Linked DNA regions of Homo sapiens: region 2 is linked to region 1. A link is a contact called in ENCODE Hi-C or POLR2A ChIA-PET data. All regions are on one chromosome and are shown on one strand. The core of a region is the stretch at or near the end of the contact, and the rest is flanking DNA. Distances in the headings are between cores, read along the strand shown. Region 1 overlaps TNFRSF1B (TNF receptor superfamily member 1B). Region 2 overlaps VPS13D (vacuolar protein sorting 13 homolog D).

Region 1 (3,774 bases), core at 873-3,372:
TCTCTACCCTCCTTCTTTCTGCCTGGGACACTTGTTTTCATCCTGGGCAGGCCAGGGGCCAGGGCAGCTGTTGGGAATGTGGCCTGTGCCATCTCCTTTTTTGCTGGGATCAGAAAACAATCGCTTAGAATTCCAAGGCAAGGGTGTGAGCGCCTGGCCAGCCAGTGGGAACAGACAACAGCCTGGGAGAGGAATTTCCAGCCTCTCTTCAGTGTGCGTGTCTGGAAATGGGGACCTTGCCTTGAGCCTCCAGAGTTGAAACCCCAGACACCCAGGAAAGGCCCTTTGGGATTTAGCCCAGCCACAGTATGTCCTAACCGTGACCTTGGGCAAGTAACTCAATCTCTCCGTGCCTCAGTTTCCACAAAGCAAGGATAACACTGGGTTGTTGGAAGAATCAATATAGATATTGTCTGGAGGGATGTAGGTACAGTGCATGGCATTGGGTGGCACTCAAATGTCAGCTAATAATATTATTATTATTCTACGGGAAGAAGACATCAGGGGAAGTTGCAGAGCAGCCTGTGGGCGGACTCTGGAACAAGAGGCTGAGGCAGTGCAGCAGAGGGTCTCAGACGTGAGCGCTCTCTGCCCCGGAATGATTGACTGAGCGCAAAGGTCTGCACGCTTTCTCTGTAAAGGGCCAGATGGTAGGAATTTCAGGCTTTGTGGACTGTATGGTCTCAGTGACAGCTACTCAAACCTGCCTCTGTAGCAAGAAAGCAGCTACATGCATAGACAGCACACACCCAACTGAGAGTGGTGTGTTCCTATCTAATTGTGCTACTGGACACCCAAACTTGAGCTTCCCACCATTCCATGTGCCGCAAATTATTCTTTTTTTTTGAGATGGAGTTTCACTCTTGTTGCCCAGCCTGGAGTGCAGTGGCTCGATCTCGCCTCACCACAACCTCTGCCTCCCAGGTTCAAGCGATTCTCCTGCCTCAGCCTCCTGAGTAGCTGGGATTACAGGCATGAGCCACCACGCCAGCTAATTTTGTATTTTTAGTAGAGACGGGGTTTTGCCATGTTGGTCAGGCTGGTCCCCAACTCCCTTCCTCAGGTGATCCGCCTGCCTCAGCCTCCCAAAGTGTTGGGATTACAGGCATGAGCCACCAAGCCTGGCCACAAATTATTCTTAAACATTTTTTTTTCAACCATTTAAAACATGAAAACCAGTGGGGTGTGGTGGTGCACGCCTGGTATCCCAGCACTTTGGGAGGCCAGGGTAGGAGGATGGCTTGAGCCCAGGAGTACAAGACCAGCCTGGGTAACATAGCACAACCCTGTCTCTACAAACAATCGACAACAAAAAAATTAGCCAGGAGCAGTGACACGTGCCTGTGGTCTCAGCTACTCAGGAGGTTGAGGCAGGAGGATCACTTGAGCCTGGAAAATCGAGGGCTATAGTCAGCTATGATTGTGCCACTCCACTCCTGCCTGAGCAACAGGGTGAGACCCTGTCTCAAAAAAAAAAAAAAAAAAAAAAAGTGAAAACCATTCTTAGTGGCAGGCTGTACTGGGCCTCTGGGCAATCATTTGCCTAGTTCTGATTTAACAAACTCTTGTATGGAGTTTACTATGTAATAGGCATTGTTTTAAGCACTTTACAAATATTCAGCCATCTAATCTTCACAACAACCCTATGAGGTAGGCTATTATTCTCCCTTTATAGAGTAAAAAAAAAAAAAAAGGCACAGAGAGGTTAAGTAACTTGTCCAAGGTCACACAGCAAGTGAGTGGTAGAGTCATGATTTGCACTTGTGTGGCCTGGGTTTAGAGTCCACACTCTTGGTTGCTAGGCTGGGCCATGTCTCCCTGTGCAGATGGGGTGAAGGAAAGCTGCTTTCCTTCTACTCCCTTATGCAAAATAAGGATGAAAATCCTGCCCCACCTCTAAGACTATTTGGTGAACAGGGCCAGGTATTCTCTGCCCTCATAGGACACTCTAGTAGAGCAGCTGGGTGCTAATAACAGAAACACAGAAACCACGGAGAATCACACCTCCCAAAAAGTGCCGTGTGTGGAAAGAACGTGCAAGGGTGGGCAGAAACGTCACGTAAACTGAGAAGTGCTGATGGCAGGAGGTGTGGATGGCAGTGGGAAGGAAGAGGGGAAGAAAGAGCTGGCTGGTGGGCTGACTGCTCTCCCCTACCACCCCCTGCCCATCCAGCCTCACTTGCCTGCCGATAAGGCCCGGGGTACACAGGGCCCCGAGCAGCAGCACCTGCTGATCACAGCGCCGAGCTCCAGCAGCAGCTCCCTGGAGAGCTCGGCCAGTGCGTTGGACAGAAGGGCGCCCACTCGGAACCAGCCACAGGCACCAGGCGTGGAGGCCAGTGGGGCCGGGGAGGCCCGGGCCAGCACCGGGAGCTCAGGTAAGAGGTGGGAGCACACCTGGCTTCTTCCCAAGCCTCCTTGGTCTTTCTCACCTGGTTTCTGTCTTAGCCATCTCCTCCTGAGCCTCCCCGCAGGGTGGGACGAGGCCTGAGCCACAGGGAACTTCCTTCGGTTCGCTGAACCTAAGTTCCCTCCCGCCTTTGCCCATGCTGGGCCTATCACCTCAAAATCCTCCCTTCTGTGGGACAACCCCAGCTTGTCCAAGTCCCTGGTATCTGGGGGAGGAGTTTTCCTGAAACCTTCTCCCTGCTACCACCCCCAGCTGGCCTGGCTGCTCCTCCGGGCTCACCATGCCCTGGCCTCCCTTTCACAGGACTGTCAGACTGCATGTACAGACATTGTCTTCTCCTGTCTCCCACGCCAGGCTGTGGGACACCTGGTGAGCCTGGATCATCTCATTCATCCCTGTATCTGCAGGCCCAACACGGCCCAGCTACTGATAATTAATCATAACAATCGCTTCTACTTATGGAAGGCTACGGAACAGCAGGCACTGTACTGGGCACTTTACATGCATAAAACTGACCTGCATGTCAATGCTAAGAGATAGTTCCTGTTGTTATCCCATTTTACAGATGAGGAAACTGAGCCCCAGAGAGGTTAAACAGCTTCTTCAAGGGCACATGGCTAGTAAACAGAAGAGCCAGACTCACCCCTAGGCTGTCGGGCTCCAGAGCCCTGGGATTGGAAGATGAATGAAGAAATGGTGGCTCCAGGGCTCCACTCACTGCAGTTTGTTGCTGGGTCTCTTTAGGTCTGAGGCACTGGGACTGTGGGGATTGTGTCCCATTTATGCAGGCTGCATTGTGCCCTGGACCTGGTCTATGACAGATGTCACTCCTGGTTGGCATCTCTAGGGCCCACACTGGAGGGGCCCCTGTACAGGGTCTGCTGGCCTGTGCCTCTCTCCCTCTTACCTGGCAGTGCCAGCCAGTGAGAATTCAGGGAATGACCATGAACTTGGGTCAGTCTGAGATCCTTGCCTGGCCACTCTGGTGCCATAAGAATTTGGGTGGGATGCTTAACCCTGCCAAGCCTTGGTTTTTTCACCTAGAGGTGAGCTATAGCGCCTCCTTGCCAGGGCTGGTGAGAGATGGGTGACATTGTGCCCAGCTGGGCACCAGACCAGGGCCAGGCTCCCTCTGGGCCGCCTCCAGGTGGGGACTGATGGCTGCAGCCCCCACCACGCAGCCCTCCTCCAGCTCACTCACCCCCAGCTGCTCCCCAGCTCACTGCGCCCCTGCCTCTTGCCTGCACTCATGCCACCCCTGCCTGCCACACCTGTTCCTACCTGCCCCCAACTGCCCACAGGAGCTGACGTGGCCATTTCTGTCTGCCCCATCATAGCCCCCAGCCTCCTCGGTGGGAGGTCTC
Region 2 (3,729 bases), core at 1,003-3,502, 250 kb after region 1:
CTCTAACTTAGCAAATGTTTTAGCTTTGGTGTTCTACGTCCTTCAGGAAATCATTCTCCTATAAGAAGCTGGGGTGGAAGAGGAGACCTCTCCTCCATAGGCAGCACCTCTTGAAATCACTGGTCCCAATCTCCACCCCAGTCTGGCCTCCATCTTTCTTCCTAGTATAAATGGTACATACTAGTAATGTAAGCTGGTGTGGTGTGATGTGATCCACATAACGGACATGTACCAAGCCTCCTATTTCTTTGGGACCTGTTTCAGATTGTCAGAGTAGTAGCTTTGGGAAAAGAAGTAGATTCTAGGCCACGTGGCCTCCGGAAAGGTCTGGGTGATGGAAGTGGGCCAGGTGTCTGAGTTACGGATATGGATCAAGAAAGAACACTGGAGCCTGACTCCTCTTCCTTGTCCAGATATTTGCATGTAATTTTTCAGAAATTTTTTAATATACTTTTGTCAGCTGCCTTCCTTTGTCAGTTCTGCTACTTGGGAGAGAAAAGAGATATGCCTGATATCTCTGTATAATTTTCACTGGCATTTAGGAAGGAATTTTTCTACGAAGACAATAGCAAAAGTCATGGTTGGGTTACCTCTCTAGGTTACCCAGTATCACACATAGATACTTAGCAGACTTTTGCTGGAAATGCTCATGGTCTTTCCAGCTTTATCTGTAAAATGAGCATAATAATACTACCTCACAGGATTGTTGTGAGGATTAAGCTAGTTAAATATTTCATTGATGAGAGGCCCCAAAGACAGTGGCTGGCACATGACGAACGTTGTTGGCTGATGCTTATGATTCCAGAAGTTCCACTGTGGTCTTCAGTACTTGGAAGTTTGCCCTTACCTACTCTGCCACACACTCATCTAAAACTTAATTTATTTAAAGAAATAGTTGGGAACGGATTTCTTTCTAAAAACCTCAAAAAACTTATTCCAAACCCTTGAAACCTATTTTACTTTTGCCACAAGAAGCTCAGCTTATACTGGTGCCCAGCATCTATGATTATTCTCTCTGATGTCATCAGCCTCCTTTCTTCTAAGCCTTTGGCATTAAAGTGAATATATTTATTCATTTGAAATAAATACAAAGTACTTTGTAAGAATGGAGGTCTTGTGACTAGGAAGGAGATCATCTTGAGCTTCTTTTCTGTTGAGGAATGTTCGGTTTCATTTCTAAAGTTCTGTATTTTGCGATTTTAATTGACATATTTATGCTTTCCTTTGTTCCAGAATGGGCATGAGGTGATTTCCATAGTTTAGGATGAGACATGCAAGATTCAGTGGGGGAGAAAGAGGAGGGAACCGGAGAGCACTCATTGGAAGAAAGGATAGGATTTCCAGTAATAACCCTTTGATTTGTGTTTTTTTCCAAGTGCTTTCGTAACCAAGGTCGCCGTGGGTAACTCCATGGGTGGTGTTCTCCCTGTTTTGTAGATGAAGACACTGATTCTAAAGAGAGTGTGTCTTTTGCTCATGTTCACCCAGCTGATACTAATGACAAGAGTTGGCATCAGGACTCTGCTTTTGAGAGCCTGTGTGTTTTCTTGGAGTTGAAATAAGTTATCTGCCAAATCAGGCTTTATGGTGTGACCGCCATAGAGGGAATTTTTTTTCCTGCATTATAATCTATCTCCTGGTTCAGTACTGAGGCACAAGCTATTTATGCAAAAACCTTGTTAGAATGGCAAAACAGGAGCTCTCATGGGGTGGGAAGGCATATTCCCCATGGCCAGTGCTAACTGTATGGAAACCTGTCTTCAGGCTTCCCTCTGCATGCTTCATGGGGTTTCAGCAACAGACAAGTAGGGGTCTGGCATTTTCAACATAAGCATACCCCCCTTCTGCCAAAAAGTCCTACACTGGGTCCTAGCTGATGAAGAGCTGAAAGGCAGGACACAATTCCATCCACAGCTGGGCTTCAGGATTCATCCTTCCTTCATAATTCTTTATAATCAATGTAGAAAAACTATAGGGAAAATAGGATTTGACTAAGCCCCGACTTCTCTATGTTGAAGATCAGTTGTCTTGATTCTACCTGTGTACATCCTGCTTATTTCTGCGGTTTTTACTTTATAGCATACTCCACCAATCCTTTTTAAGGAAAAAGCAAAATCCTATTATGGGAATGCTTCAAACCACTCTGAGCTTCCAGATTAATCTGAAACAGCATCTGAGTTCACAACTGGGTCAGAGTTGCAGAATAGCAAGAGAAACTTGCCAGTTCAGCAGGCGTGTGTCTTGGGTTAGTTAAGACAGCAGGACAGTCCTGAGGCCTGACTTCCTTGCATGTGTTTCAACCTTGGGTGCTGAGATAATTCTGGGTGGCTTTAGATAACTTTGTTTCTTAACTGAAAAAGGAGTGTCTGTTGCCTGATAAGTGTTTATCCGTGAAATAGCAACATGGTGTGCATCTTAGGGTAGGAGGGCTTTTAGATCTCCAGAGACCAGGAAAAAAAAAAAAGCAAGGTCATTGGCTTAGGCATATTACTGGAATTAGGATGTCAGTCCCAACTTTAAAATGCCTGTATTGTTTTTATTCAGGGTCCCCTTTCTGGATTCCTCCCCTTTTTTTCTCTTTGCCTTAAGGGCTATACATAATCCATAACCAAGTAGAACTGAAAACAGACAAAAGCACTCCTCTTCTAGTGGATAGAAATCTGGAATCCAGAAATGCTTCCTTCTTGCCAAACCTCAACTTGTTCCGTGCCTTTTTTTTTTTTTTAAATGCCTCTTCCCAGCCTCCCCACCCTTTCGTGATTTGGCTGAGTGAGGACTAGCTGTTTGGTTTGCCTTTTATCAACAATAGATATTCACTGCTTTTCAGGTCACATTTTCCTTTAACTCTTCTCTGTTTATGAGTATCACAAAAGGGTTCTTCAACATCAAGGCAAAACTCACACTCAGAATACTTTTTAACTGTGGATATTTTGACAGTATGAAACGGAAGTCAGTGGTGAAGACTTTCGTTTTGAAGTGACTTAGGTCTTACATGACTCAAAGATGGTTTTCCTAGTAGTATACCAGCAGAGTTGAAAATGACTCTGAAATTGAAAGTCCCATACTACTTCTAAGAAACTTGTAAAAAGTGTTGGCCAAATGCTACACCAAACATTTTGCATTAATTATTCTCTTAACTCTTCAAAACAGTCCTTTGCAGGCCAGGCTCGGTGGCTTATGCCTGTAATCCTAGCACCTCGTGGGGCCGAGGTAGGCAGATCACATGAAGCCAGGAGTTCAAGACCAACCTGGCCAACACGGTGAGACCCTGTCTCTACTAAAAATACAAAAATTAGCCAGGCGTGGTGGCACACAACTGTAATCCCTGCTACGGGAGGCTGAGGCATGAGAACCGCTTGAACCCAGGAGGTGGAGGTTGCAGTGAGCTGTGATCGCACCACTGCACTCCAGCCTGGGTAACAGACTGAGACTCAGCCAGCAAAAAAAAAGAGCAATCCCTTACAGTAGAAAGTATGTGATTTTAGCAGATGGATAAACTGAGGTTCAGAGAAATTAAGCCTCTTCCACCAGCATGCGTGTTTGGTAACTGTCAGGGTAAGATTTGATTCCTTTGCTCCTGCTTGTTTGACTACATCGTGGCAACTCCCACAAAGTTCATGGCAGCCTTACTTAGAGGCACAATAGATAGTTGGGTTTTCCAAATTTATGAGTTCAGACATAGCTTATTGCAGACAATGCTGATTAGAATTAGAGCTGTGCTGGTAGCTG

Evidence for each region. Hi-C counts contacts between places; a loop is a spot of excess contacts on that map. ChIA-PET counts read pairs that join two places held with the same protein, here RNA polymerase II (POLR2A). Pooled maps may share reads with other maps.
Region 2: a loop to region 1 is called in a pooled map, with 3 times the contacts of the local background. The contact joins two enhancer-like sites. A Hi-C loop is called at or near these places in 1 of 37 single-sample maps with no recorded cell type and 4 of 50 pooled maps. POLR2A ChIA-PET finds 5 or more read pairs at or near these places in 1 of 52 experiments (GM10248).

The regions. Positions count from the first base shown.
Region 1 is chr1:12,199,794-12,203,567 of GRCh38, forward strand. It overlaps TNFRSF1B (TNF receptor superfamily member 1B), which reads left to right. Exons shown (of 10, transcript NM_001066.3): 9 at 2,174-2,378. Among named protein-coding and RNA genes, the nearest start is that of MIR4632, 10 kb to the left of the region's middle. RefSeq lists enhancers at 1,763-2,297, 2,216-2,265, 2,298-2,831 and a silencer at 2,026-2,224. Within about 2 kb of position 2,123, at least 3 of the 41 ENCODE cell types and tissues checked have a DNase peak (open chromatin) inside an H3K27ac peak, as active enhancers do.
Region 2 is chr1:12,446,684-12,450,412 of GRCh38, forward strand. All of the region lies in intron 65 of VPS13D (vacuolar protein sorting 13 homolog D), which reads left to right. Among named protein-coding and RNA genes, the nearest start is that of SNORA59A, 59 kb to the right of the region's middle. Within about 2 kb of position 2,253, at least 17 of the 41 ENCODE cell types and tissues checked have a DNase peak (open chromatin) inside an H3K27ac peak, as active enhancers do.